Linked DNA regions of Homo sapiens: region 2 is linked to region 1. The links are chromatin contacts, found by Hi-C or POLR2A ChIA-PET in ENCODE. All regions are on one chromosome and are shown on one strand. Each heading gives the region's core, a stretch centred on a gene start or an enhancer-like site at or near the end of the contact. The rest is flanking DNA. Distances are from core to core; before and after follow the strand shown. Region 1 holds the start of HSD17B11 (hydroxysteroid 17-beta dehydrogenase 11). Region 2 holds the start of HERC6 (HECT and RLD domain containing E3 ubiquitin protein ligase family member 6).

Evidence for each region. Hi-C counts contacts between places; a loop is a spot of excess contacts on that map. ChIA-PET counts read pairs that join two places held with the same protein, here RNA polymerase II (POLR2A). Pooled maps may share reads with other maps.
Region 2: a map of naive thymus-derived CD4-positive, alpha-beta T cell shows a loop between it and region 1 (4-fold over the local background). The contact joins the promoter of HERC6 here to the promoter of HSD17B11 in region 1. A Hi-C loop is called at or near these places in 1 of 168 maps with a recorded cell type or tissue (naive thymus-derived CD4-positive, alpha-beta T cell), 1 of 37 single-sample maps with no recorded cell type and 7 of 50 pooled maps. POLR2A ChIA-PET finds 5 or more read pairs at or near these places in 1 of 52 experiments (activated naive CD8-positive, alpha-beta T cell).

What each region holds. Positions count from the first base shown.
Region 1 is chr4:87,389,353-87,393,590 of GRCh38, forward strand. It overlaps HSD17B11 (hydroxysteroid 17-beta dehydrogenase 11), which reads right to left and starts at 1,836. Exons shown (of 7, transcript NM_016245.5): 1 at 1,509-1,836. The coding sequence starts at 1,718. RefSeq lists enhancers at 2,048-2,117, 2,131-2,703.
Region 2 is chr4:88,376,895-88,381,284 of GRCh38, forward strand. It overlaps HERC6 (HECT and RLD domain containing E3 ubiquitin protein ligase family member 6), which reads left to right and starts at 1,958. Exons shown (of 23, transcript NM_017912.4): 1 at 1,958-2,226. The coding sequence starts at 2,028. RefSeq lists a silencer at 2,181-2,370 and an enhancer at 2,381-2,710.

The DNA.
Region 1 (4,238 bases), core at 586-3,085:
GCTGGGATTACAAGTACACGCCACCACGCTCAACTAATTTTTTGTATTTTTGGTAGAAATGGGGTTTCACCATGTTAGCCAGGCTGGTCTTGAACTCCTGACCTCAGGTCATCTGCCCGCCTCGGCCTCCAAAAGTGCTGGGATTACAAGTGTGAGCCACCGCATCCAGCCTGCACTTGTAATTACTTAATGTCCATTTTCCCTACTAGACTGAGGTCATGGAACCTTATTTTCTGTTTGTCACCCTATCCCTAATGTCTAAGCAGCAGACAGTCATTATTTGTTGATTGCTGTCTTCATCAGCCACTCACTGGGTTAACCCTCATTTAACTTCACATCCTTTGAATTATTGTTTACAGCATTGCATGTCAACTAGTGTGTAATGGATAATGTTTCAGGCCATCAGGTATCTTCTAGAAACCCCTTTGTTCATCTACCAAAGGTCAAATAAAAGGTTGGATTCTAGGTCCTCTTCTCCTCCCTAAGCCACACCTACACTTGTCCTAGGTAAAAAATTACACTGAAAGTTTTTTTCCCTTTTATTGTTTTTACTAAAAGATGCTTTCCCGCCACTCCTTCAGTATCACAGGTCAAACGTGGTAAAAAATGTTTTTTAAAAAAATTTGAGACAGGGTCTCACTCTGTCACCCAGGCTGGAGTGCAGTGGGGCGTTTACAGCTCACTGCAGTCTCCACCTCCCAGGCTCAAGCAACCCCCCACCTCAGCCTCCCGGAAAAGATGCTTTTTAAAATTACTCTTGGCAATAACTATGGCAATGTAGCATTGGTTTCTGTTGAGTATAATCTTTTTGTTTGTTTTTTGAGACGGAGTCTAGCTCTGTCGCCCAGGCTGAAGTGCAGTGGCGCCATCTTGGCTCACTGCAACCTCCGCCCCGCGGGGTTCCCGCCATTCTCCTGCCTCAGCCTCCCCAATAGCTGGGACTACAGACGCCCGCCACCACGCCCGGCTAATTTTTTTTTGGTATTTTTAGTAGAGACGGGGTTTCAGTGTGTTAGGATGGTCTCGATCTCCTGACCTCGCGATCCGCCTGCCTTGGACTCCCAAAGTGCTGGGATTACAGGCGTGAGCCAACGGCGAGTATAATCTTTCAAACCACTTTTCTCATTAACAGTAAGTAGGACTTTCTCTTAATAGGTACAAGCTTCTTACTCTTTTAATATATAGCTAAAACGATTGTTTTTTCCCTATTTTTAAAATAGAGGGATCAATGAAATCAGGTTCAGGAAAAAATTATGAGTTATCCTTAGGGCAAAAATGGGGATCAATTTACAAATGGGGCAGTAACTGGGACTATTATAACCTCTAGGTCTGTTTATCATGTGATCATACAACATATTAATTCATGCCCTCCCATCTGCAAAATGGCAATACTAATTTTTTTTTCCTCCCTGCTTTGCAGAGATGAGGTAAAGGGTGGTTGCCAGCAAAATGCAGACACATCCACAAATTAAAGGTACCAGAAAGTAAAACATAGTAAACACTGTTACCTTATTTATATCCCAGAGAACCAGCTTGCTTTTAAGTTTAGCAAATTCATAGGCAGTCAGTCTCCCAATTCCATGCCCAGCTCCTGTAATCAGCACGATTTCGCCGGTGACTGATTTTCTCCTCTTAGGAATAAAAAGCTTCACGAAGGACTCTAGGGAGCAGACGATCAGTAACGGGAGAAGCAGGAGGATGTCCAGAAGAAATTTCATCCCTTTTGTGGCTGCGAGCGTTTGGTGTGTTTTTTTTTTTTTTTACCACTCTAAACTGCTTTTAGAGGGTAGCTCGATCTAACACCAGAAAGAGTAGGGGCGAGAGCAAGGAGGAACTCCCGTATCAAAGAAAAACAACTCCGAAACCGTTCCTTCCGCTGGGCTGGGCTTTGTTGGTCTTTCGCAATTGGCTCGGGCTGCAGTGCTTGCTAGCTCAGAGATCTGGGAGGGACGAAGTCCAGACCGGAGCAAAGCTTCCTAGTTCTGCTTTGCGCAGCCCCCACGCGGTGTGTGGCCGCGATTGTCTTTTACACCACTTTCTCCCGGTGTCGTGAGCCGGCCTTGGAGGGTTAGTTGCTCACTTGTTTTCCTAAATTGGATAAGTTCCAAGGATAACCGACAGTGTCCACAGGCCAGATGCTTCTTTCATAGTTGAAGGTTGCTTATCACTAGATAGGGGGTGCCGCTGGGCGCGGCGGCTCTCGCCTGTGATCCTGGCACTTTGAGAAGCCCTGGCGGGAGGATCGCTTGACCCCAGGAGTTCGAGATCAGCCTGAACAACATAGGGAGACCCCCGGTCTCTTTTTTTTTTTTTTTAATTAGCCAGGCGTAGTGGCGTGTGCCTGTAGTTCCAGCTACTCGAGAGACTGAGGCACGGGAATTGCTTGAGTCCAGGAGGTGGAGGCTACAGTGAGTGAAGATCGCGCCACTGCACTCCAGCCTGGACGAAAAGGCCAGACTTTGTCCTAAAAAACAAAAACTAGATAGAGGATGCAAATGTAGATTCCTATCTTAAAGGATCCTGAAAAGACCAATCGTTCTGCTTCCAGCTGAGAAATTGCGCTACATCACATTTTAGTTTGAACTAAGCACGATTTCTGGAAGACAGGGGAAATTTTGTCTGTTCAAGGACAGCTTCAATCAAGCGCCAGAAAAAATTGTTATCGTATTAAAGGGATTGTTTCCACAAGAAAGAAGAGTATATTTGAATAATCATTTTTCACTTGACCTATTAGAGTTTGAAAATAAAAAATATATGTTGTACTTTAGGAATTTTATCTTTATTCAAGTGAATAAATAGCAAATCATTTAGCCTAAAGATTACCTATGTAACATTTGGTTTTGTAGCCTATATAAATGGGTATTCAGTATATGCTAACTAGTGACTTGAAAAAATTCTAGAGATTGGTTACTGGAAGAAAAGACCTAACTAGGGCTTGTGTCCAGTAAGAGCTTAATAATGGTATTGCATGCATTTTTTTCCAACTCATTTTTGACAGACATTGGATTTGGGTTTTGCGCAAGACACTCCAGTGCTTGGGAAGGGACTTTGTTGTGTGACAATAGTCAACTTTCATATTTAAGAGCCAGAAAGATCACACAAAAAAATCAAAGTTCACAAATAGTTCAAACTCGATTGTCCCTCTTACTTAAGCAGCCATACGTTGTTATAGGGGATGAAGGGATAGTGGCAGCCTCACAAAAGTGAACCCCATTATAGAATTCTTTGAATTCAGAATATCTACAACTTTTTTTTGGATAGCCTCCAAATCCAAATTTACAAAACACTTGTATAGAAAGTTTACAAAGTGTTCTTCCACATATATTATTTCATTTGATTTTCAAAAGCCTCCTAGGAAATAGAGAAAAGTAGAGTCAGGATATATTTATACCTATACTGTAAATGAATAAATCTGTTAGATCAACTTTAAAATCTACACAGTGAGTAAAAGTGTAACTGGGGCTACACATATGTTCAGTGTTTGTCAATTTTTTGGTCCAACACCTACAGGAATAAATTACATCTGACATGGTGATCTACTATAAGAAGTGTTTCAACTATGTTGAGTTTCATATATTGAGGCTCTAGCTATGCTATTTTTTTTTTTTTTAAAGGAGTCTCCCTCTGTCTCCAGGCTGGAGTGCAGTGGCGAAATCTTGGCTCACAGCAACCTCAACCTCCACCTCCCAGGTTCAAGCGATTCTCCTGCCTCAGCCTCCCAAGTAGCTGGGACTACAGGCACGCACCACCACACCCAGCTAATTTTTGTATTTTTAGTAGACAGGGTTTCCCCATGTTGGCTAGGATGGTCTCAATCTCGATCTCCTGTTCCACCCACCTTGGTCTTCCCAAGTGCTGGGATTACAGGCGTGAGCCATGGCACACGGTCTGGCTATGCTATTTCTTATTCCATTCTATTAATTAAAAAAAACTGGGTAGTTTTAACCTACAGTTGATCAAGGTTTCATTGGTTAAGGGAAAGAACACAGCATTTGGACGCAGTCGTACCTGAATCCCTTATGTGTATGTGACTTCATCTCTCTAAACATGTTTCTAAATTTGTAAAATTGAAATAATACTTACCCTACAGGATTCTTGTGACGTTCAAACGAGTTAATAGAAAGCACATTGCTTTATCAACTATTCAACTTTATGTAAATTATAATTAACACCAATAGAATGTGAGTGATGTGAATGGTCTTGTGAATGATGGTTGTAACATGATTTTGTGAACAGCA
Region 2 (4,390 bases), core at 708-3,207, 990 kb after region 1:
TCTAAAAACCAGTGCTCAGCGGGACATGGTGGCCTATAATCACAGCACTTTGGAAGGCTGAGGTAGGCAGATCATCTGAGGTCAGGAGTTCAAGACCAGCCTGGGCAACATGATGAAACCCCATCTCTTCAAAAAATACAAAAGTTAGCTGGGCGTAGTGGCACGTGCCTGTAGTCCCGCTACTTGGGAGGCTAAGGCGGGAGGATTGCTTGAACCTGGGAGGCGGAGGTTGCTGTGAGTTGAGATCACGCCATTGCACTCCAGCCTGGGCATCAAGAGCGGAAACTCTATCTCAAACAAACAAACAAATAAATAAATAAAAATCAGTGCTCAATCCTTACCTTGCTCCACAAGAAATTGACAGAGTTGATCCTTCCTTTATTCGTTACTTGCTCTGTCTATAACTCCTCCTCCTGGTTTTCCTCCTATGATCAGTCCTCTAGCCTCTGCTATACTGTCACCACATTCACCCCCTGGGTGTTCTCATTCAGCCATCTGGCTTTAAGCATCACCTCTACACTGATGGCTCCCAATTTTCTGACTACACCCAAGCTTCTCTCTACAACTCCAAAACAGTTTATCCTATTGCCTTCTTGATTAACAAGCATCTTACAGTTATCATTACCAATCTGTATTCCAGACACACATAGCTTAAACCTGCACCTTCCTCAGGGTTTCCCAGTCCAGTAGAGTTTACCTTGGAGTAACCCCTAAAGCCAACCCTGGAGTAATCCCTAATCCCTTTTCTTCTTTCCCCCCAATTTCTAATCCATCATCAAATCTGTGGACTCTTACTTTCAAAACATGTCTTGAATCTAATAACTTCTCCTCTCTTCCCTTCTAGGATATCACCTGACCTGAACTCTGAAGTAGTCTCTGCTAACTGGCTTTCTGCTTCCATTTTTGTCCTATTATTTTTCACACAGCAGCCAGATGAATCTTTAAAAACTGAAGTCAGATCATGGCTCTTCTCTATTCAAAACCTTCCAACTGCTTCTTTTCATCCTCTGCCCTCAGGTGTGATCACGACTCATTCCCTCATTTCCCATGTCCCCTCAGCTCTCTGCACAAATATCACTTCATCAGAGAGATCTTCCCTAATATCATCTCAAATACCAGTGCCTTCCGCCTCCACCCTCTGGTTCCTGTTGTATTTTTCGTTGCCCCTTGATATTACACTATGTGTTTATCTGTTTATGTTCTCTTTCCCTCAGGAGAATGTAAACGCATCAAGAGGATCTTGTCTTTCACTAATTGTATTTTCAGGCGGGGCCCAGAGGCTCACGCCTGTAATCCCTGCACTTTGGAAAGCTGAGGGGTGGATCACTTGAGGTCAGGAGTTCGAGACCAGCCTGGCCAACATGGTGAAACCCCATCTTTACTAAAAATACAAAAATTAAGTCGGGCGTCGTGGCGCATGCCTGTAATCCCACCTACTCGGGAGGCCGAGGCAAGAGAATCAGCTTGAACCCGTGAGGTGGAGGTTGCAGTGAGCCGAGATGGTGCCACTGCACTCCAGCCTGAGCAGCAGAGCGACACTCCATCTCAAACAAACAAACAAACAAACAAACAAAAAACAAACATATTTTCAATGCCAAAAAAGGTCTGGAATGAGGTGGGCACTCAGATGCTTTATTAACCACTCTAGGTATTATTCTAACACTTTATGTGCCTATTAAATTATCCCGACATATTAGATTTGCTGAATTGCAGTCCATATTTCGTAGATATGATAGCTGAAGCACGGAATCATTAGGTAACTTGCCCAAAGTGGCATTCACGACTCATAAATGGCTTAGGATGTAAACTCAGTTTTATTCCCTGGGACGCCCTCTCTGCTCTTCAGCACTTGAAGTTCAGGCAGCGAGAGTTGACATGGGGCCAGGGCTGCGCCCCTGGGGCGGGTTGAAGACAGGGTGAGTCTCTTGATATTCAGGAAATCATCGCGCACCCAGTCACCAGCGTTCGGGAGCCTGTCGCAGCGGGACCGACGGAATCCGGAGCAGGCGACAGGGCGCAGAAGCGGGATGTACTTCTGTTGGGGCGCCGACTCCAGGGAGCTGCAGCGCCGGAGGACGGCGGGCAGCCCCGGGGCTGAGCTACTGCAGGCGGCCAGCGGGGAGCGCCACTCTCTGCTGCTGCTGACCAACCACAGGGTCCTCTCGTGCGGAGACAACAGCAGGGGTCAGCTGGGCCGCAGGGGCGCGCAGCGCGGGGAGCTGCCAGGTGAGCGGGGGGCCCCAGGTGCAGGGTGTGAGGACCCCAGTACATGGGCGCGGGGGCTTGGGTACCGGGCGCAGGGAACCGGGTGCGGAGCGCTGGGACCCGGGTGAGGGGCGCGGGGGCCCAGGTGCAGGGAGCGGCTCAGATGCTGGGCGCCGCGGGCCAGGCAGGGAGGGGTGCTGGGAGCCTTGGATTCCTCGGGGCCCGAAGAGCCACAGGAACCAGGAAAATGGTGCCCTGTGCTACCGAAGAGCAACTTCCTCAGTTTCGTTTTCCCAACGCCCCTCGGATTTGTTTCGGTTTCCAATTCAAGTTCAAAGCGAAACTGAGAGCCGAAACTAACCTGGTCAGCGCTGCTCTGGAAAGAGATGTGGTCCCTCCGGCTTGCCTTGCAGATAAATCCTCGCCTGCGCGGTTCTACCTGGAGAAGGCAGCCTGACCTTACAAACGTGGTTTGTGGGTCAGACACCTGTATCTCCCTTAGAAATACACTGGGGCATTAAAAAATATATATATATAAAAATATATATATAAAATATATAAATATATATAATATATAAATATATACAAATATATAATATATAAATATATAATATATAAATATATATAATATATAAATATATAAATATATAACATATAAATATATATAATATATAAATATATATATAACATATAAATATATATAATATATAAATATATATATAACATATAAATATATATAATATATAAATATATATATAGCATATAAATATATATAATATATAAATATATATATAATATATAAATATATATAATATATAAATATATATAATATATAAATATATATATAATATATAAATATATATAATATATAAATATATATAATATATAAATATATATATAATATATAAATATATATAATATATAAATATATATAATATATAAATATATATATAATATATAAATATATATAATATATAAATATATATAATATATAAATATATATATAATATATAAATATATATAATATATAAATATATATAATATATAAATATATATAATATATAAATATATATATAATATATAAATATATATATAATATAAATATATATATAATATATAAATATATAATATATAAATATATATAATATATAAATATATAATATATAAATATATATAATATATAAATATATAATATATAAATATATATATAATATATAAATATATATATAATATATAAATATATATATAATATAAATATATATATAATATATAAATATATATATATAATATATAAATATATATATATAATATATAAATATATATATATACACATAATAGGCCGGACGCGGTGGCTTACGCCTGTGATCCCAGCACTTTGGGAGGCCGAGGCGGGCGGAGCACGAGGTCAGGAAATCGAGACCACCCTGGCCAATATGATGAAACCCCATCTCTACTAAAATACAAAAAATAAACTGGGCGTGGTGGCGGGCGCCTGTAGTCCCAGCTACTTGGGAGGCTGAGGCAGGGGAATCGCTTGAACCCGGGAGGCAGAGGTTGCAGTGAGCCGAAATCGCGACACTGCACTCCAGCCTGGCAACAGAGCAAGACTCTGTCTCAAAAAACATAATAATAATAAATATATATATTATATATGTGAGATAATACAATAATCGTTATGGATTATTGTAGAAATACGAGAAAGCAATCACCGTAGCTCCAACACCCAAAGATAACTCCTAACATTTTGATGCATTTTCTCCTTGTCTACTTTTTTCTATGTACATATTTAATCTTTATAAAAATCATGTCATTATAGATTTGTATATGCAGTATTTATGCAACTCTGTACATTGTGTTTTCATCAAGCATAATCTTATGAACATATTACCCTTTCATTTTGTATGTTTTGAAAATATGTTTTAAATTGCTGCATAACATTCTAAACTCTGAGAGTACCATAATTATTCTCTTTTTGTGGAAATTAGATTGTTTCCCACTAGGGGCTTTTATAAATAATACTGATTGATATTCTCGTAAGCAAATATTTGACTACATTTTTGATGACCTGCTGAGAATAGTTTCAAAAGGTGTGTGGAGGAGGAAAATTTTTCCTCTACCCTCTTAGGTTCAGCGGCTGGGTCCTGCAAACTTAACTGACAAAAGACAGATTGACAGGAGAAAAAGC